2 separate regions of the Homo sapiens genome follow, and region 2 is linked to region 1. A link is an interaction called in ENCODE POLR2A ChIA-PET data of the cell type or tissue named here. Cell type or tissue: MCF 10A. All regions are shown on one strand. Each heading gives the region's core, and the rest is flanking DNA. Links, peaks and the distances in the headings are about the cores only. Region 1 overlaps SOX6 (SRY-box transcription factor 6). Region 2 overlaps SOX6 (SRY-box transcription factor 6).

Evidence for each region. Peaks named below come from ENCODE experiments on the same cell type or tissue, not always from the same donor. Only the 100,000 strongest peaks of a DNase experiment are listed, where the experiment ranks them.
Region 2: POLR2A ChIA-PET joins it to region 1 with 25 read pairs; 2 of 35 experiments call an interaction of 5 or more read pairs at or near these places.

Annotation. Positions count from the first base shown.
Region 1 is chr11:16,092,392-16,103,679 of GRCh38, reverse strand. It overlaps SOX6 (SRY-box transcription factor 6), which reads left to right. Exons shown (of 16, transcript NM_001367873.1): 8 at 5,992-6,071; 9 at 7,562-7,684. Among named protein-coding and RNA genes, the nearest start is that of MIR6073, 130 kb to the right of the region's middle. RefSeq lists a silencer at 4,551-4,751. In MCF 10A, for the core only: no CTCF peak of the experiment used is centred there; a DNase peak (open chromatin) is centred at 5,949.
Region 2 is chr11:16,342,132-16,353,419 of GRCh38, reverse strand. The region is part of intron 1 of SOX6 (SRY-box transcription factor 6); the gene reads left to right. Among named protein-coding and RNA genes, the nearest start is that of SOX6, 8.8 kb to the left of the region's middle. In MCF 10A, for the core only: no CTCF peak of the experiment used is centred there; no DNase peak of the experiment used is centred there.

The DNA of each region.
Region 1 (11,288 bases), core at 1,041-9,040:
CCATGGTGTATATATATATATACCACATTTTCTTTATCCATGCGTAGATTGATGAGCATTTGGGCTGTTTCCATATTTTTGCAACTGCAAATTGTGCTGCTGTAAACATGCATGTGCAAGTATCTTTTTCATGTAGTGACTTCTTTTCCTCTGGGTAGATACCTAGTAGTGGGATTGCTGGATCAAACAGTAGGTCTACTTTTAGTTCTTTAAGGACTCTTCATACTCTTTTTCATAGTGTTTGTACTAGTTTACATTCCCAACAGTGTAAAAGTGTTCCCTTTTCACCACATCCACGCCAGTATCATTATTTATTTTTTTTTTATTATGACCATTCTTGCAGGAGTGAGGTGGTATTGCCTTGTGGTTTTGATTTGCACTTCCCTGACAATTAGTGATGTTGAGCTTTTTTTTATATGATCATTGGCCATTTGTGTATCTTCCTTTGAAAATTGTCTATTCATGTCCTTTGCCCACTTTTTAATGGGATTGTTTGTTTTTTTTCTTGCGATTTGAGTTCTTTGTAGATTCTGGATATTAGTTCTTTGTTGGATGTATAGATTGCGAAGATTCTCTCCCACTCTGTGGGTTGTCTGTTAACTCTGCTGATTATTTCTTTTGTTGTGCAGAAGCTTTTTAGTTTAATTAAGTCCCATCTATTTATCTTTGCTTTTGTTGCATTTGCTTTTGGGTTCTTGGTGATGAATTCTTTGCCTAAGCCAATGTCTAGAAGGGTTTTTTCCAATGTTATCTTCTAGAATCTTTATGGTTTCAGGTCTTAGATTTAAGTCTTTGATCCATCTTGAGCTGAAGTTTTTTACAAGGTGAGAGATGAGGATCCAGATTCATTCTACGTGTGGCTTGCCAATTATTCCAGCATCATTTGTTGAATAGGGTGTCTTTCCCCATTTTATGTTTTTGTCTGCTTTGTTGAAGATCAGTTGGCTGGAAGTATTTGGCTTTATTTCTGGGTTCTCTATTCTGTTCTATTGGTCTATGTGCCTATTTTCATACCAGTACCATGCTGTTTTGGTGACTATGGCCTTATAGTATAGTTTGCAGTCAGGTAATGTGGTGCCTCCAGATTTATTCTTTTTGCTTAGTCTGTCTTTGGCTATGCAGGCTCATTTTGGTTTCATATATATTTTAGGATTCTTTTTACTAGTTCCTTGAAGAATTATAGTGGTATTTTTATGGGAATCACATTGAATTTGTAGATTGCTTTTGGCAGTATAGTCATTTTTAAAATATTGATCCTACCCAACCATGAGCATGGGATGTGTTTCCATTTGTTTATATAATCTATGATTTCTTTCAGCAGTGTTTTGTAGTTTTCTTGTAGAGGTCTTTCACATCTTTAGTTAGGTATATTCCTAAGTATTTTATTTTATTGCAGCTATTGTGAAAGGGGTTGAGTTCTTGATTTGATTCTCAGCTTGGTCACTGTTGGTGTATAGCAGAGCCACTACGTTGTGTACATTAATTTTGTATCCTGAAACTTTGCTGAATTCATTTACCAGTTCTAGGAGCTTTTTGGATTAGTCTTTAGGACTTTCTAGGTATACAATCATATCATGAGCAAACAGCGACACTTTGACTTCCTTTTTACCGATTTGGATGCCCCTATTTTCTGTCTGTTGTCTCATTGCTCTTGCTAGGACTTCCAGTACTATGTTGAATAGAAGTGGTTAAAGTGGGTATCCTTGTCTTGTTCCAGCTTTTAGGGAGAATGCTTTCAACTCTTTCTCATTCACTATAATGTTCGCTGTGGGTTTGTTGTAGATGGCTTTTATTGCTTTAAGGTATGTCCCTTCTATGCTAATTTTGCTGAGGGTTTTAATCACAAAGGGATGTTGGGATTTTGTTAAATGCTTTTTCTGCATATATTGAGATGATCATGTGAGTTTTATTTTTAATTCTGTTTATGTGGTGTATCATGTGTATTGATTTCCATATGTTAAGCCATCCCTGCATCCCTAGTATGAAACTGAGGATTTTTTAAATCAATTTTATGTAATGGGGATGAATTTATGTGAGTTCATTCACACTCACTTATTTAATTGCCATTGTGACAAATTCCACAGATTTTCGGATGATTGGTCAAGGGTTTGGATGCAGCTGTGAAATAAGTGAAGAAAGTAAGGTTGAGCCTTGATTCTTAGCTTTCTTAAAGGTAGAAAAAACACTGCAGATGATCTTAGAAGAAATTCTGAGGTCAAGACTCTTTTCATCATTGATCTATTCTTTGACGAATAGAAAGGGAGAAATTTAGCAGGAGAAATAACAACATAGTGATCTCAACAATATATATTATAATCCTTGCTAATTTTATTTTTCATTTGTCCTCAGGACAAATTGAAGCTTTTGTGTCACCTATTACCTGCTAACATTTACTACAGTGTGGTTTCGCATAAAGACAAATTCAGACTTATGGCATTCCCTCAGAGTGTAGAGGAATTGTAATATTTTGCTGTACCAAATGCGTGCATCCAGGCAAGATCCATGCTAAGTGGTATGTTCAAGTTTGCATCAGTGGTTGTGATTCAAATATGTTCATATTGTAACAAGAATGGCTATAGCTCATAAAGGTGGGCTCTATAGTTGTTTGGCAACTTATTATCATTTTATGATGCTGGCACACAATAATTTTTGAGTTAGTTAGGGATGTGTAACATATTTTTCTTCTGTTATGGAGGCTGGGAAATGAGGTATGCGACTGAAGAATCTTTTGTCCCGTCTTCTAGTTCTGTTTTATTTTTTTTCTCTCTCTACTCCTTCCAAACTTTCTAAATTATTTCTTCAATGTGTTAACATCTGAAGTTACTATCTCAGGATACTGCAACTATCCCAGTCCTTTGTCTTTCTGAAGAATGAAAGTAAATTGACAGACTTTTACCCATGGGATTTTTGGCTTTTTTTTTTTTTAAAAGGTAGACTTTATATCTGAATTATTCAAATTAAAAGCATTATTGCAGGAGGTAGCCTGAATCTAATGGGTTGTAGGTTCTTAGTACAAGCTCCCCTTCTCCTGCCGTTAAGTTTTACTAATTTTCTGCTTCATGTCAGTTTCTATGAAAATTTAAGAATTTATTTTCTCTCATTTAGGGACTCTTGCTGTTTTGATTCCAAAGGAATGCTGCCTATTCTGACAAGTGAAACTAATGTCAAGCAAATTTTCCATAAGTTTTAAATCCTACTTTGTCTTTGTTTTGTACTCTTATGATAAAAACTGTCAGTTGAAATATGTAGAAAGCTGGAAAATGGATTTACAGAATGGACATTATTTCTCAAATTGGTTTTTGAAAGTTGTCTTCTTACACTAGAGGTAGCAAGGGCCAGATTACAGTAGTGCATAAAGCCAACCTGTTTCAACAAGCTTCACCTTCCATGTACAAATTTTAAAAGAATGGGTCCTCATGAAAGCATTTCAAATCCAGAGACAAATTTGAAAAAAATTGCTACAACATGTTGACTGATTCCTTGCCAAGTCAGGCACTGAGAACTTTTTCTTGATTGACTTACACAGAAAATTAGAGCAGCATAAGGGAAACATGCAACTTTGTTATTAAAAAACTAAACTTCACAATACCCTTAAATCCCTCTCCCTCTTAAATTTTTCTTTTCTACTTGTAATCTCCCTCTTCTTCTCCCTCATCTTCTACCCCTCCTGCCTTGTCCTTGTTCTCTTTCTTCTAATCATTCTCTGTTATATACTCTGTTGCTCTAATGTATTCATTTTTACTTTTAATGTTGAAACAATGATATGTTATGGAGAAATAGCTTTCTAAAGATTATATTCAGGTATACAGATTCAAAGAAGGATAAAAGTTAAAAATGTTTTTAAAATATGCCTGTCAGCAGTGGAAAGAAAGCTGTTTGTAGCCAGCAGGTGAGCTGGAAAGTACTATAGGGTGTGGTAGAGATAGTAATAAATTAACTGGCAAGCCAAAAGCTGTAAAAAAAAAAAAAAAAGCTATTTCATAGCACAGAAGCATGACAGCTATGAAAAAAGGAGTGCCCCAGGGAATTCTTTTAGAGTTTGATTTTTTTAAAATATGTTTGACATGAAAAATGTTTTAGTACAAATAAAGCAACTGGTATTAAACTTACAGGGAGGGGGGTTGTGGTTTAGAGTTAGTATGAATAATGCATGATATTTAAAGAAAGAACAGCTCTAAAATGTTCCAGGAGGCAGTCCATGTCGATGGTTAGAATGGTGATTTTTTTCCCCTATTTTTGAAGCATCATTAATTCAGCATCGTTTTGTGATTTTTTTAAAACTTGATATCTACCAAAGAAATACTATTTGACTTAGATTAGGATATTCTTCCTTCAGATAATTTAGTTTAAATATCAAGAAGATCAGTAGAATTGTTTAAGCATAAAGTGACAGTCATTTACTATAAAAAATAATTTGGCCTAGTTATCTTTTTTAAAAAGCTCATATAGTACTGCAAACCAAAATCAACCTCATGGAAGGAGAAAAACAAGATCAGATATTTTGAACATTACTCCATAGGAGACCAGCACAATATAATGTTAGTGAATGCATTGTAGCAGCGCTCCATATGCAATCAGAAGCCAATTGTTACTGGACTGTGTACAAGCACACACTGTGCTCAATGGTCTGATGAGGTATTATGGATATGATGCAAAGAGACTGTGTAGATTAGAAGCTAACAATTTGTTAAAAGTGAAAGCAACTTAACATTTACATTGGGCCAGCTGAGTAGCATTTCATATGGCAAGCAGGATGAGTTCCCAGGAACCAGAGTCACCAGGAAGGCTCCAGGTATTCGTGTCCATACCCCAACTCCAAAAAAAGTTTTCTTGCTTTCCAGTTGACTGCCTTTATTACTGAGATTCTTTCTAAGCTGTCTATTCATTATTACATTCAGCTTTCAGTGTGGAAAGTTCATGCAAAACAACATGATTATTATAAATGTCAAAAATGTGTGGAGGAACAGCCTATTAAAATATAGCCTAGAGATATTACATAACGCTGACTTTAAATAAGTAGCTGAAGCCAAAGTGATACTCCATTAAATCACTGATATTGTGAAATTTATCCACACATACTAATTTTTATTTCAGTTACCTCTGTCATGATATGTTTCTCCTTACTTTGTTTTGGTTCTTCAGGTTACTGCACACAGCCTGTGTTCTTAGGTCACAGAAGGTACTTCCGTCTCCCTTTTTAGGAATGATCTGAAGTCAGAAACACATTAAGATATAGCATTCATCTCTGCTGAACCATACTCACTCTTTACCAGGTGTTTAGTACAGATATTCCATGTAAAATGCGCATTTATTTAATCAAAGCATCATTAAAATATGTTTGATAAGTGCTTAGTATGCATGATTCTGTACTAGGATCCACCAGTACAGTACCAGAGGTTAATCCAGACAAACATGGTTTCTACACTTATGGGGATACCAGACATTTCACAGAATGCTGGAAGATAAGATTAGCTGTCCTCTCAGCCCTATCATATTGAAGAGGTTGTATTTTTTAATTTTTAAACTTGTTTAATAAATAAAGTTTAGAATTATGAGCAGTCAATAGCTCAGAGCCCTTTTTGGACTCTAATACTCTTCTTTGCCTACAAAGCCAAAACTTTTTGTTGTTCTAATATAAAAGCCTTAATGCTTTCCCAGTGTACTGAGTGTCAGCCTGGCTTAAAGATATTTTTTTACTCTTAAAAAATGATGTATTACAAGATTCGCAATGGAGTGAACATGCTTGAATTGCACATTTAAGTTTTTTTAACATCACATTCATGTTTTGCCAGTTTGCCTACCAGCTATCTGTTAACAAAAAGTTCCAAGGCAGCACTGCAAGTCTGTGCCCAACTAAGCCTTTTGTTTCTGCAGATGTTTGGGCTTAGAGCAATGTTGTAAAGCTCAGGCAATCCAAGGACCATGTTTGTACTTGTCTGCTGCAATTCCCTGTGCATTGTCTAAACCTGTATGCATTGTTCTTTCCGACAGGTGATAACTACCCCGTACAGTTCATTCCATCAACAATGGCAGCTGCTGCTGCTTCTGGACTCAGCCCTTTACAGCTCCAGGTAAGTGCCAGAAGAAAAAAATGTGGGATATGAGCCAGTACTTTAGTGGAAAACTGCTAACCAGCTGTATGCTAAATAATGGCCTGAATGTTAAATAATTTTTTAAGCATAGCCCAGAAGGATTAACACCTTATTTGCTTATCGTAATGCAAATAGAAGAGAAAACTGCCAGTTTCAATATTTTTAAAGGAAAAGATCACATTAGGACTTAATACTATGTATTCTCTATCAGATGAGTGAATAGTTTTACAATTTCAATGGCTAGTTGTTACTGCATACATGTTAGCTTTTTCCTTGTTAGTTTTTCATCTGTGTCTCCACTTATGTCCAGATTAGCTTTTGCATATAAAAATTGAAACAAAAATGATGTTGGATATTTTTTCCTTCTTGTAGCTCATAGAATAAGGGGTTGTTATTTTCAAATTACATGATAATTATTTTGTAAATTGTAAATGCATTGCTCCTTAATATATGTGTCCTCACCCTTTCTAGGGTCAAAAGTCAGGGCATGGTGTCTGATAAATTTTGCATTGGTGTTTCTTATTTATAAAGCTAAACTTGGGGGGAAAGTGTTTTGGAAGCTGATTGAAAAATCATTTACACCTTATCTTCTTCACAATAAAGTGAGTTTGGAATAGGAATAGCTGATCATTATACCCTTCTACTACTACCACTTGAATGGGAGGTTGACTTTGAATATGAATGTATATTTGTATTAATAAAAACAAAAAGCTGAGATCATTAAAATAAGTCAAACATTCAGTATTTGGATATTTAGAGAATATAAGATAATCAACAACTTGACTTCAATATAGTAGAAAGTTTTATTAAAGATAGTTTTTATTCTTAAAATATACTATAATTATTTTTGAGTTTTCTTAAATTATCTACAGAATAGCATCTGGTGAAGCATTTTTATTTTTGTGTTGCTAGTCTCTATGTGACTTGAACATAAAAAGTATACAACTATTGTCCCATGAAAAAACATCATTTTGAATGTTTCCAACTGGATCTGCAAATAAAGAATTTCTGCAATACTTTGAGAAATTTTGTCATGAGTCATGATCCAGGAAGTTATAAAGATGTAACCCATTATGGGCTGCCTAGCAGAGCTAGAAATTTCGCCTAAGAAGAGCAGCAACCTCACCTCTCTTGCAAACCTTCACCTTTCACGCTACTAACACTGAAACCTACTATAGTTGGTGCAAGTCTAAAAAGAACCCTCACTATTATAAACCTAATATATTTCTTCTCTTCCTATAGCTGTGCTATTGAGTATCTTCTTGAGTCAGAGGCAGAAACAAGAAATCAGTGCCACTGTTTGATACTGTAACCAAATTTCTGTAAAAGAAAGAAACTGAGTCTTAAACTTTCTACTTTCTATTTTTTGATGTGGTCAATACCCTGGATTTAGAAATATGTATTCTGTTTCATGAGTTCTGACAGTATGTTTTGTCTTTTTTTTTTTTTCTGAATATGCTACTAAACAGAAGGGTCATGTCTCCCACCCACAAATTAACCAAAGGCTAAAGGGCCTAAGTGACCGTTTTGGCAGGAATTTGGACACCTTTGAACATGGTGGTGGCCACTCTTACAACCACAAACAGATTGAGGTATGAATGCTTCCATTGATGCTTCATTGGGTTGGGGACTGGATTGTTCAGTCATACTCTAGGCTTTTTTTTTTTTTTTTTAAAGTGGCAAACACTCAACCTAAACACTGAACTTAATCTTTCCCTTTTTCTCATTCCTAAGGAGGCTCTTCTTTTGCCCCTTTTCTTTCAGAGAAAAAAGCAAATCCCAAAGCAATGCCCCTGAATTAAGGTTGTTCTTTGCCATATATATTCACACAAAAGCTTTACATTATAAGTGTCTTCAAAACCATGTTTCTTCCCTCACTCTTTTATATTTTCTTATGCATAGTGTTGTATAGTATTTTTTAAAAAATACTTAAACATTAAAAAATTATTTGACCATAGAATAACCCTGTAAATTTGATCAAATATAATTCTGCTTGTATAGATAAAACAGCTGAGGTTTGGAGAGGTTAAGTTATTTAACCAAGGCTATAAAATATTCGTTGAGTCAAGGTTATTGCCCAGGATTTCTAATTCTACGTACTCAGTTTTCTCAGAATGAAGTAGGGGTGGGTGCCTGGGCCTGGATGATTGCTTTTTCCAAGACAAACTTCTGTAGTATTCTTTTCATATTTCACCTTCCAGTAGAGTCCTTTGTTGTTTTGTTGGGATATTCTTACCACTGAGAGAAGATGGCTTATGAAAACCAAGACCTTTTCTTCTATAAGAACCCAGTCCTTCTCTCTCCAATTTCATGCTTAATTCCTTTTCTGCCTCACCGGGGTCCCTCACTGGGACTCTCATATTGGAGAATTTCCAGCTATCTGTTGAATTTTTTAAAAAGTGGATACAGTTTACCTCAAACTGAAACACACTTTAATTCTCTGGGTTAGATATAATAGCAGATTTTATAGTCCAACCTAGGATGGGAAACTCAACCCAAAAATGAAAATAATTGCATCTAGCAAGATGTACATTTAACTTCTGATGGCTCTGCTGGTCTGTATAGCTCAAACACTATGTAGTCAATGAAAGGTCCCTTTGACGTTACCTTTTCTGCTGCTTGTGAATCTACCTTTTTGGAAAATGATAGGGAATGATCACTCCTAAGAAAAGGAAGAGACAAGACCAAAGACCCCCTTGGAAGTAGCCTAAGGTAGAATTCCAGAGCTTGTTAACTGCCTCCCTCTTTTCTTTTGCTTTGACATAAGAGGTAGAGAGGGGGTTTCCACTCAGACATGATTAGACACATACTTTCAGAATATCTCCTGCCTTCTATACAGACAGAAGAAATTTCTAAGGCTTTCTTTTGGCTGTAGAGTGAGTACCACATTTCTGGGCATTCTGAAAATCTATGCCTAGGAGAGCTAGAAAGAAATGACTGGACATTAGGAACAAGTTTATATGTGTGATGACAACTAGCAAGCTTATCTACTCAGGACAGTCAGCTTGAGAGCTTTTAAATGCCTGGAAGAATGAGAAATTAGGTAGCCTTGGCTCAAACTCAAGACTTCCTCTCCTGCTGGACTTTTCTGTTTCCTCTCCTGGTGGGACTTTTCTTTCTCTCCTGTTGGACTTTCCTGTTGGACTTTTCTTTTGGATTTTCTGTTGAAGTGTTGTGTTCTATCCCATCAATCTTCCCTTAGCCAGGTTTCTACCCAGTCTCTTCTTTTGCCTAATTTTTCACTCAGATCGGCTTCTCTCCCACCCCCCACTCCCAACCCCCACACCATCACTGATCCCTGATGTGTCAAATCTGGCTTCTGTTGGGTTTCTGGAAACCATGATGTCATGCATATGAGTGTCAGAGCTCTGTAGTGCTGTAGTGATGCTGATCTAGAAGCACAGCATATGTCACGTGTCTGTCACTTTAATTAGGCTAAACAGGTAAACCATTAATGCAAGAGCCTTCATAGCTTTGCAGTTTAAATCTGGATGCTTTGATAGTTTCCTCAGTTTTTATTTACTCTTGCTCTGTTCTATTACCTCCTATTTTTGCACCTTTTTCCTGCATGTCAGGAAACCTTTGATCTGTTTGCTCATGTGGACTCTGGTTAGAAAAGATCGACCTTGTTTAAAAGATGGGTTTCCCAAACTTTCCTAGTATGAGTATAGCATGTTTATTGGGACATCTGTGAATAGCATAGTAGACACCCATATCTAAGGTGCTAGATAGTAACGTTTTAAATCTTGAGCGAGGGTAGAGGGATATTTTAATAATATCTTGGTTTATTGTTATTTAAATCTGCTTTCTTTTCTAGCTAGGGTCTTCTCCCCTCCTTTGATAAGCTAAAATGTCACAGTTATGTCAAGAAACATGATCATGATAAACTATTGCTACTTAGAAAGCATTACAATGATATTAACTGGTTTTATTTCTAAACAGAGATTCTTAGGAGGGAAAGCTTATAACACATATACTCCCCCACCCCACTGCATGCATTACTCAGAAATGGTGTTCTCTACTTCATGTTACAGTTAATTTGTCCTTCAAAGGTTGTCATTTCTAATATTAATGAGCCTGGGTAAATCTTAACAACATTTGGTATATATTAAGTATACCCTGAAATTTTATCAAGTAGAGAAAAGTTATTTAAAATTGAAAGACTCTCCTTATATTAGCATATGCCATTACTTTCTTTCTTTAAAATAAGGAAGATTCCGTAAAGACCATTTTTTAAAATACTACTGTGCTGATCTAAGGCATGGTTTTCTCTGCCTCAGGGGCACAATATTAGGAGAAAGAAGGCCAAAGAGTGCTATTTTTAGTTGAACAGTTCAGCAGATGCAGGCATGAATACTCATATATCTGAAGGTTGAGGGGTTTGAACCATTAATTTTGATAATTTATTAAACCCTGGGAACAATCAGAAACTGTAACTCTAAGGTTACAATGCTTTTGACCTTTAGAGAACAGAGAGCACTTGCTACAGTAAACAATGTATTATACTGCTGCTTATTCCAGTTCTCTCACCCGTATAAATTTCAGGACCAGTTGCCATTTGCTTTCTTCAGCTATGTTATCATTGGTCCTTAAGTAAGTCAAAAAGAATGTTAAGGAAAGGGAACCAGTATAATGAGGCAGTCATGTAAATTTAGCCTTTAAATAGTGATGATGTTAGATTGTTTCTGAAGAAATATTGTCGTGGGAACTAAGCTCTGGATGACTTTTTTTTTTTAATGAAAAAGGGACTTCAGTGTATTTATTCATTTTATATGGTTATTTTCAATATGATAGACCCTTAATTTTGTTTTGTTTTGTTTTGTTTTTAATGGGGAGTAGTGTTGCCTCATAGTTGTAGCTTATATTAAACAAAATCTGGTACCATATGCAAAGTGATCCACCTGCCTCATGCCTTCTTATTAAATGATGCATGCTTCTCTTTAGCAAATACAGCAGTTAGATATCACACAGCTTAAGCATTTCTAATTAAAATATCTCCATGTGTCAGCATATTGGTAATGTATTATTTTAATCCATTTATTTTGTTTATGAAACAGTGACATATGTTTAGATTGTGAAATATATGAGCCTTAAAAATCACTTTATTGAAGAAAATTAATTCCTACTATACTATCTCAGTAATGTGTTCACTCACCCAGTCAGTCACTGGCGGCACTGCCAGTCTTAATGTTGGGT
Region 2 (11,288 bases), core at 2,433-10,432, 250 kb before region 1:
GTCCTCATATGAGAGGCTTTTCTATTTCTTTTCCTCAGAAGTTAGGATATATGTAATGTTATATAGTAGTCATATTTTAAGAGGGTATCTAAATTACTCTGCATTCCCTGAAATCAGCTCTAGACGGGTAGTGTGTTAAATACATATTGTTCAAGCTCCTCATCTTGTTTTCTCTCAAGGCTGTTCTCAACACCGACTTTTGTAGTGAGGCAGCTCCAGTTTTGTCTGATATAGCTGGTGTGGTTTCTCTGGTCAGAGATGGAAGGTAGAAATTGGATCTCATATTTCTCTGGGCCTTGAAATAAACGGGCAGTGACATTCTTATTTTATTTCATAATTGTCTGTGTAAGAATATAATTAAATGTTGATCATCTAGGCTAACCAGAAATAGCATGCTAGGAAAAGCATGGATAGTTAACAACCAACAAATATTTGTTAGAAAATTACTGTGTAAAAACTGCAGTGAACCTCTCAGCCTTGTGTGTCAGTAGCTTTAACTACTTCCTCAACCAATTTTGTTGTCAAATTGCCCAGAATGACAGTTAAAAGGATTGGTTAGAGAATTACCTGCTCTATGTTTCTCTCTCTTTTTTAAAGTTGTTAACTAGTAATTACATATCTCAAACTGTAGAAGTACACAGAAAAGAAAAAGATAGCAAATCCTTTTACTAAGCTCTGATTAAATGAGTATTTAGAATATCTAACCAGAATATTCAAAATAAAATTCTACAGGAATGGTATAAATTAGTAAAGAATAATTCAGATAATAATTGAAAATAGTTAATAATTTATTTAATTTAGATTTCAGACACTTTTAATTCTAATAGCATCTGCCCTGGCATTAGACCAACCTGAGTTGAAATTTTGCCCTCTGTATTTACTAGGTATGACCTTAAGCAAGTTTTCATTTTTATTGTTTTAATAAACAGTTTTGTGCCTTGGCTTTCTTATCAGTAAACAGGGATAATGACATTATTTAACTTCTAGAGTTGCTCTAAGAACTAAATGAAATAATACATGTAGCAGTGCTTAGCACAGTGCCTGCCTGGTACTTTCTAAGCATCTAGTAAAAATTATCTATGTATCTTTTCAACCATCTCTTCAACATCCATCCATCCTTCCATCCATCCATCCATCCATCCATCCATCCATCCATCCATCCATCCATCATCTGCCCATTGGTTCATTCATTTATCCATCTTTTTTTATGTTTCTGACAACATAAATTGATTATTTTGGGAGGCTTTCTTTGCCAGGGAATATGCAGAACTTTTAAAATATGAGGTGAATTTATTGTCCAGAGTGTGTGCAAAGAGGAGACACCCCCAGAAACCAGTTTATTTTAAGTCCTTTTTCATGGCTACTTTTTTCTGGTTGAAGATAACACCCTAAATTTATTTCTGCCTATTAATTCAATAATATTTAAATAATTGGGAAGTATTTACTGAGTGTTTCTTTTCACAAAACATTGTTCTAGGTATTGTGGGAATGCAGAGAAAGCTAGGATTTTGTTCTCACCCTTGAGAAGTTTGTAATGCGGTTGGGGTTACTTAGAAAATATAATGATATTATACATTTTTAAAAGATTATGTGAGGTAATATCCATTAAGTGTTGAATGAGTGATATAAAAAGTAATTTCTCACAGATCTTATTAGAGGTGTTTAGAAGAGGGGTAGATCGTAGTTAACTGGAATAGTCTCAGTTGGTTTCCTAACACTAAGAAAGGAAAGTGAGGAAAATAGGGAGAGACAGGCAGAGCAAAGGCTAGGAGGCAACAATAAGTGAAGTTTGACTGGTGAAGATAAATGTATAAAGATTGGTTGTATCTGGATGGAGGGCCTCAAGTGCCAGGGTCAGGAGTTTGGACTTTATTTTGTCATCAGGGGAGAGCCACTGATGTTTTTTGATCAGGAGAGTGGCTTGATGAAGGGAGTAGCAGTTAAGATTGATTTGGTGGAGGAGATACTAAAATAGAGAAAGTAGTTTAGGGTCTGTTGTAAGAGTTTAGGTATGAGGTGTGAAAAAGCCCTGTGCTAAGGTGATTATAAGTATGGTAAGAGAGATGAGCATAAGAAACATTAAAGAATAGCTGATGGAGCTTCATGACTGGCTGGCATTGAGAAGCAAGGATAAAAATGAGGAGGTGGATAGAGTGTTCATGTTTTGAACCTTGATGATTCTGACAGTGGTACTCTTCTGGGTGTGGATGAATGAGGGGAGGTATTGAGGAAAATAGTGATGAATCTAGTTTTAAGGTGTTTAATATGAAATTGCAGAGCATATCTTGGTATAAATACTTAACAGTCATTTGAGGACTGTTGGATTTCTGGGAGATGAGAGAGTTTAGTGTTGGGGATATGGATATAATAATCTTATGACTTAATGAGATGCTTGATAAAAACAGTATAGAGAAATAATAATGTTTAGATTGGCAGTATTAACATGGAGTGGTATTTTCTGTGATTATCTATTCACTTTAATTTAAAACAATAAGCTATTTGCCTATCTCTCCCTCTCTGCCTTTTCCTCCCTCATTCCCATAGTATTGATTGTCTACGATGTGTTGTGCACTGTGCTGGGCACTGGGGATCCAGCAATGAACAAGACAGATGATCCCTGTCCTCATGAAATATACAGAATTAACTTGTTTTTTAATTAAACAAAATATTTTAATGAGTTCTCCTTTTACCCATTTACCATGAGCTTATGCTATGTAAGCATTTATCTCCCAGGGTCTGAAAGATGTTCTCTGACAAGAAGTTTCCTTTTCTTCCTCTCGTTGATACTTTTTATTTTAGTATATTGTAATAAATACTCTGTAGGAGTATAATTTCAGGAATTGATTAAATTACTCATCATCGAAGTTTAGGAAATACTGATTGCAATCCCCTTTGCCTGGGAGGTTTTTATTGTGCTGAGCTTATAAGAAGTGTCTCTTGGAAAAAATTGTATTATATTATTTGAAAGTTCTAAGAACAAGGAAAAAGATGTTTTTCTAAAACCGTCTTATTTCTTACACCCAGACACTTCTCTTAATGATGTTAAGTTTATCTCAAATCAAAATAAAACGTGCAGCTAGAGACTGGACTTCCCCTTTCTCCTGTCGCTTGCTATCCTTGTTTTCCTTCTGATTTAGCCACCGATGTTCAACCAATGTCTTCATCTCATTCTTTCCTCTACTCCTTCGTAATAAAATAGAGGAATGGAGAAAGAGGAACACAATGCAAGACTGAGGAACACCAGTTGAGACTGATACCAGATGAAAGCATTATTCTAATGTCTGGATTTGTATTCTAAGATTCAAGCTCAGGAGAGCCTATGCTCTTGATGAGCCTCAATTCATTTCACTGTCACCCTGGTGTAGTCAGTGCCTCCCCCTTTTTTGCTAAACTGGTCTATTTTTGTGTTAAATGATCATAAATGATGTTATTTAGAACAGAAGTATCTGTTCTAAAATTGGAATGGAATATTAGGCATATCAGGCATTAGCTATAGGAAATATTTCAAAAATGAAATGGTTAAAATGGGAATATCAGGCATTAGCTGTAGGAAATATTGGTAAAATGGCATATCAGGCATATGGTAAAAATGGAATGTCAGGCATATCAGGCATTAGCTGTAGGAAATATTTTCTTTCTTGCTTGCTTTCCCTTCCTTCCCTTCCTTCCTTCCTTCCTTCCTTCCTTCCTTCCTTCCTTCCTTCTTCCTTCCTTCCTTCCTTCCTTCCTTCCTTCCTTCCTTCCTCCCTCCCTCCCTCTCTTTCTTCTGTTTTCTTTCCTCTTCTTATTTATTTATTTATTTTTTTGACAGAGCCTTGCTCTGTCACCCAGGCTAGAGTGCAATGGCACGCTCTTGGCTCACTGCAACCTCCACCTCCCAGGTTCAAGCAATTCTCCTGCCTCAACTTCCTGCAGAGCTGGGATTACAGGCGCGCACCGCCATGGGTGGCTAATTTTCATATTTTTAGTAGAGACAGGTTTCACCTTGTTGGCCAGGCTGGTCTCAAACTCCTGACCTCAAGTGATCCACCTGCCTTAGCTTCCCAAAGTGCTGGGATTACAGGCATGAGCCACCTCAGCAGGCCTAGCTGTAGGACATATTTTCTGATAAAAATGACATTATTGATGGAAAAAGCCCCTATATTTAGAGTATTTGGAGAATGATTAGAGTTTTTGCTGTATTAGAAGGAATGATATAAATTTGAATGTCTTAAATCTTGAGTTAGTTATGAAATAAAATCACTTTTCTAAGAGAGCTTTTAAAATGCAGTTTGTTTGGAGCATTATCTATATTAATTATATTCATTTTAATTTGTATCTTAGGAATCTTTGGAGTGCGGGAGAACCATGTCAAATTTTCAGTCCTTTAATATTAATTTAGCTTCAGGTTACTGAGATCACTTTGGTAGTGAGCCAATATGGTCACCAAATTTGGATGAGAATTCTAGATGCTGAGTGTCTGAAAAACAGTTGTGGATATGTGTCCTATGCTTGGTTATTTTTCTAAACTTGTGTAGAGATATTAAATCACTTTCATGAGATGAATTTTCAGCATCAAAAATATAAGCTACTTTAGAAGACGAAAACGAAGCGTAACTCTCTGTTAAAGAAAAATTAAGACAAAAGCTTTTGAAGTTGAATCCTGCCTGTCCTTTTCAACCTTCAGGAAGGTTGCTAGGCTAGAAAGACATCTCTAAAAACAAAGTTTTTATAATGGAAAATGCGCTGACATACCCTTTAATGATATAGGTTCAAATGGCAGTGATATAATTTGTAGGTCTTTGTGCTTGGAAATGTCTGGAAAGTTGTAGTGCTCTTATTAATATTTGTAGTCACTTTTTATGAATTAGTATTTCTTGTTGTTTTTCATTTTTATTTAATTTAAGATGAATAAATCTTATTATTAAATAACATGAAGATTGCATCATAGCCTTCAGGATTAAAATGCACTCCTTTTTTGGGGAAGAAGATAGATGTGTTTCCTCTGTTGAAAAATTTAGATTTGATATTTTGTTTTCTTCATGGTAATTATGTTTGCACTTTGCTGATCACTAGTTGTGCATTATTACAATGGAAGGTGACAATTTGATTGTCTTCAATTGGAGAAACAAGTAATTTTATATTCACTAAGCTGTCAGGTAACACTAACTCACAGTACTAAGAGCTCCTGGCAATGCAGCTTGGCACCTATATTTAACTGCTTTGATGCTTGTGTAACCTCTGCTGAATCAGAAGTACTTTGCCTGCTGGAAATGATTTTCAGGCTTGTACAATGAGGTTTTCATTAAGTAGACAAACTGAAAATGAACTGCAAAGCCATGGTTGTTTTTCTCCTCCCCTTTTACCTTCTCCCCTTTTCCCCTCCTCTTCCCCTCCCTTTCTACTCTCACTCCCTTCCTCCCTCCCTCTTCTTTCTCTTCTTCTTGTCTGTCTTTGAATAGGAACCTGAAACTTATACCTTATTTCATCACATGAAAGAGTGGACTTGGTAGATTGCCTTATTTAGCTAAAGGAGGACCTCAGAGATTAGTTTCTTTATATAAATTTGTTCAGTGTTTGTGTGAATTTTCATATTTTGAAACAATCTAAAGTATCAATATTCATTTTTCTCTTTTTTTCTGGAAATATTGAAGAGGGAAATTCGAGTTAAGGATGGAAAAGTATACAGTGACAATTTCCTACACTTTGTCTCTGAGAAGTTATTGTTCTGGTTTATGATTTTTATTAATATAATTGGATAAGATATCCTGTACTTGGGCTTCCATATTAATGGGCCAGTTTCACGCTGACAGAGAGATGTCTGTTTATTCACTTAAAAAATTGTAGTTCTCATTTTATATGAAGAGGAAATTCAAAGTGAACTTACATAAATAAATTCATTCTGCTATTATTTTAGACAGCTTTCTTTCACTCCAGCCACACAGAGGTCTTTCGTTGAGCTATAAAGTCATTGTGCTAGATTAAAATCCTCTAAGTTAGTGTATATTTATAGTAGCCATTGTTAGGTTTTACTCTTATTGTTAAGTCACTGAATTTATTTATAAAATCTGGGCCTGGCTTTCCAAAGCAAAAATTCCAAAAAGTTATTGGTAGATAAACTGTGAGAAGACCATATTATTTATATCAAGCAAAAAGTATAGATAGAGGTTACATGAAGTCAAGTTGTTTTGATCCCAGGAAGAAACCAGATACTCAGGGACACTTAATAATTATAGGTTTTCCATAGGCAGTCAGTCAGCAGGCCAGTCATTAGGCTGGCTGCCTGTCTCTTCCAGCAGATACTAACCAATTAGACAGAGGTAGTTACGTGATGTAACATTATCAGGAGAAACAATTCATGAGTCAAAGCATTCCAAGACATATGAGCTCTAGTCCAAAGAACAGTCTTAAGCTACATAAAGTGACAGCAATATTGTCAGCTAAATATAAACTCTAGAAACACAAACTTTGATGACTTAAGAAGAATCTGTTCCAGGTAGTTCTTGTTTTGTAAGAAGCTCAGAGGGCCTTTGGAGACAATTTTGGTGCTTTGCTGTGAAAAATTGGACCCTTAGAAAAGTCAGAATCCATTAATTTAAGCACTTTCTTAGACACACTTCAAGGGCTTCAAATGTATTTCATTTACCTCATCTCCATTGATTTGACAGCTAATTCTAATCAGTGAGTTTTCTTCTAATAGTTACTGTCCTCATGTGTTACCATATCTGTTCTGAAAGTGCTGCTACAAACTCTAGAAGATAGGTTTATAACTTTCCAAGGTAATTCTGAAAACAGTTACCTTCTTTTCACCTGAATTTTCTTAATTACTTAATGGAAGAAATAGAAAAATCTGGCAGAAGCAGAGGGAAGTTTGGAGGTGGATTGGGGGAGAGGAGGTGGTGGTGTTGTATAAAGTAATACAAATAATTAGTAAGCACCTTCCGACTTTACTGGAATGAATTGAGGAATGTTTTAAAAGGAATGTCTTCATTTTAATGTCTAGAATTAGGATGTACCATGCCATCCTCCCTTCCCCAAGATCCTTGAATGTGGAAATTAGAGATAGAAGAAGAGGGTTTTAAAATCATTCTTTGCCCTAGGCTGGGTGGACTGGTGTCCTTTGTAGAGGTTCCTGGGTATTGTGCATTTTGGCAACTAAACATATCTGTTACTCATGTTCCTTAAGATGAGAGGCACTGTGATATATTTTTGGAAAATTAGTTGTTTATTTCTCAATATCAGCTCAAGTACAGCATTATATTAACAGTGAATTATCTGATGAAATGAGTCTACCTTGGTAGCCTGGGGCTGAGCTGCAAAAATAAATGGGAATGTTGGCCTGAAGTTTTAATTTTTTTGAATAAGTAGAACAACTCTTAAAATGTTGCTTTATGTTAAAAACAGGACTTTTTTTGAATAAATGTAACACACCTGGAAAGTGAATGCCATTTGATAATAATCATAAAAATAATGGAAATATTTTCAAAAATTCAGTTAAATATATTGCTATGATGAATTCAGTGGCTCTTTTTGATAATTATGTAAGCTTCAAATGACAGTTTTGAAAGATGGATACTTTTCAAGCTATAATAAAAAAATGTAATTTTGAGTGATTATGCCTTATGAGAAAGTTTAAAAGTTTGAAGTTGTTTAAAAATAATCCTGACTTTAAACACATAAAAATAACTGTTTTTAAAGAATAATGTCAAATCAGAAAAGTTCTAGAAAATATGATATTCTGAGATAGAAGACTTAATGTGCACATATCCAGCATTCTCATCATTTTATAAAGTCTTGGGCCAACTAATTTTGATTTATTGTTGCAGAACAGAAAATAAATTTACTGTCTGAGTAAGTTTGTAGTAGGCCAAACATTCAGACTTTGTACTGGTGTTTTGGAGTAAAATAATTATGACCTTTCTAGAGGTGTTCGTACTGACTTCCTAGAGAACATTCTCAGTAACTGGAGGCTTTATCTCCAGCAATCTCATTTCCAAAAGTCCTAAGCCCGAAGTTCTTCCCAATGGCCTGGCATCCTGGGAGTTCACTTGATTGTTGGGCAGAGACATTTTAAACTCAGGGAACATATGATGGGAATTTAGTTTTATGTGTCCCAAAGATATATAATTCTCTTTGAAGGTTTTACTTGATAATAGTTATGCCCCAGAAAACCATCTTGTTTAACCAATGTGATAAGTTGACAATGTAGTTTTTCTCTCTGATTATAATGTACTCTGTGTAGTCAATACACTGGTACCATGTGAGTGTAATTTCCTCTTTTATTTTATCTCCAATGCACTGTATTATAAATAAACAGTTAAAAAAAACACCAAACAAATCTGTTGCATCTCCTTTTAAGATTGTACCACTGTAGACACTTGTTCTAGTAAAGTAGAATTGGGCGCATTTGATTGCATTTAAATTTTTCATGCTTCAGCAGTTTGGCTGGGAGCACAGTAAAGAAAAATCCCATGAGCGAGGATAGTTTAGAATAATAGAACTTGATTTTGTGTATTATAGCGGCAACATTTGCGCTGCTTTAGTTAGGGTTGTGTCAGCACTTCCATTATAAACCCCTGTTTTCAGGGGGTATAACTAGGGAGATTTTTTTTTAATACAAATTAAAAAAACAATTCATTTGAATGATTTTTAAGTTATAATAGTGCAAAAATAAAACAAAGTAAAGTCACATCGAAATTGACCATTTCCACAAGGATTTTGATTTTCTTTTACTTATTAGTCATATAAGGCAGCAGCTAAAGTAAGGTGCTGTTTTAATATGTTGGGGATGAAAATTTTTGCAATGGAAAATTACTGACTGAGCATTAAAATAAATGTAAGCATTCCACATGACATTTTAAAACACTGAAACATGGGTATATTTGATTTATGAGTTTCTAAAGGAGAGTAACTATGGTACAGTGGTTATAGTAAAGGCATTACCAAAAGTCAAGTGCCATTGAAGCTTCTAGAATACAGTTTGGTTGGTTGAGTAAAATGTTTTAAAGGGGAAAGCTAAAGAAATGAATGAGATGTCATCAGGATTATTTAATAAAGTATTTATGCAAAAAATCAGTGAATCAGATCTAATAATCAGCAAATCTAAAGTTTATTTAATAAACTGCATTAAAAACAATTTGTGCACATTTTATAACAAAACTCAAAACTGCCACCCAAAACAAAAATCAACAACAAGACCAAATGTAAAAAAAAGATGTAAACAAAAAAACCCCAACAATTCTACCAAAAGGAAATGCTCAAGGAAATACCTTGCTAAAAACAAAACCCATCTTTTTCACCACTAGCAATGCATTTGAGAACTATAATAAAGTAAAAACAAGAAATTATATGATTTGGAAAAGTATTTTTGGAACAAAAAATGTTAATTCCTTTGCTAAGGAAAGGGATTTCAAAACTGAGTGTGTTTTTCTTGATTGTTAACCGTTGTTGTCCTACCTCCCCTGTCTCCTTTTCCTCTAACGATAGTGTGAACTGAGAATGAACACTCAGATTTAATATTGCTTTTTTTGGCAGCTTGTGTTTTATTTGCAACCTTGATACACATATGTATTTGTAGATGCAAAATAAAAGACAAATTGTGAGATGTTATAAATAGGTAGCATTCCTGAATGGCCACTGGAGGAATCACCAGAAGACTGTTGATGAAGTAGAGGTGAAGCCTTTCCTCACTAATTGTATTCAGCGTGTAATTTCTAAACTTCCCTCTGAATTTTGATTTTCAATTAACACTCCCCATTTGAAGATAATTTTCTATTTAATGTAATTGCAGGAAATAATTTATTGGCTGATTAAGACTGAGGACCCAGCCTTCCTTAAGAAAACATTCTAACAAACCATCCTTTAAACTCAACTCATAGATTTAGTCTATTTTTACAGCTGCAGAGTTGTATTTAATTAGGATTGTGCACTATTGTTCACTGGTGCAGTTTATAGTTGAAATTATTCTTAAGAGACTGTTTTCATTTTGAGTTTTGTCATGATTAATTTAAACTGAAGCAACAATCATAGACATTGCTATTGGAAGGAGCCAATTCACTTTATAATAAGAGGATGTTTGTTGAGGGAAGTAAAGTCACTCTGATTTTTGGATCATGACTTTCAATTGTATTGAACTATTTTAAAAAGCAGAAGTACATTCATTCTTTTGTTTTTAATGTGAATGATTATTGATATTGTCAGTATCTGAAATAGGAAATCACCCTTGTTTGTGGCAAGCTCTTGATAAACTTGCAGAACAATTATAATTTGCCTGGTTTTACTAATAGTAGTTATGGGGCCGGTAAAGTAAGCCATACAGCAATTCTCTTATACTAAGAAGCATCCATTGGCTACCATTTTTCATAATTGTGTATATGTTTGTCCATTTGTTATTATTGATATAAATTGATCAAGAATATATCTGATTTATTGATATAGCACTCTTTAGAACATTTAATTCATTTCTTCTCAAAGAAATTATAGGCATTCTTTTGCATTCCCTTTCCCCCATTTTATTTTCTAGTATCAAATTTAATAGATACAATTTTTGTTACTTGTAGAATGATTATTATAAATTGGTATCAGCATTTTAATATGTTTCAAAGCACTTCAAAAGCCTGTAATACTTTTATTTTGAACTGCGCATAATTAGATTAGCTGATCTTATATTAATTTTTTTCACTGTAGGATACTAAATCTGAGCCCCCTCATTAATTGTGAGAAATTTAGCATTAGCTGTTAAATCCTATGTGAAACATGGGCTGCTACATAAAAACTACTGTTTAAATTGGAATTAACTTAATTATTTTTCTTTGCACTTGATATTTCCTTCACTGCAATATTCATGAAAGCGTGTGACAGATTTGTAAATTTAACTGTTAATCTCAGATTTCTAGACCCTTTAATCAGTATTTATTTGTCTGTAGAAACAGTACTAGCAAGTTAATGATTTGCTAATTTGAAAAATGCTCATGTGGTTTCCTATGTTAACTGATTTGTGCATTTTTTAAAAAATGGTATGAAATCAATTAATGTTAAATAGCAATTAAGGTGGAGATTTTATTCCTTTCATTACACAGCAGTTTTAGAGCTAAAGATGTAATAAACTAAAAACAATGTAAAGTTTTAGAAAAGTGCTCAATTCCCTCTTCTGTTAAGTTATACACTTTCAGTGGTTTTATTTTCTAACCATTTTGCCAAGAAATTCATCTTAATAAAATGATATTCTAAACATTTTGAAATTCTATTTAATAATCATGGTTTTCTGATTTTATATGAGAGCACAGAATGGAGACGTTGTCATGTAGCGT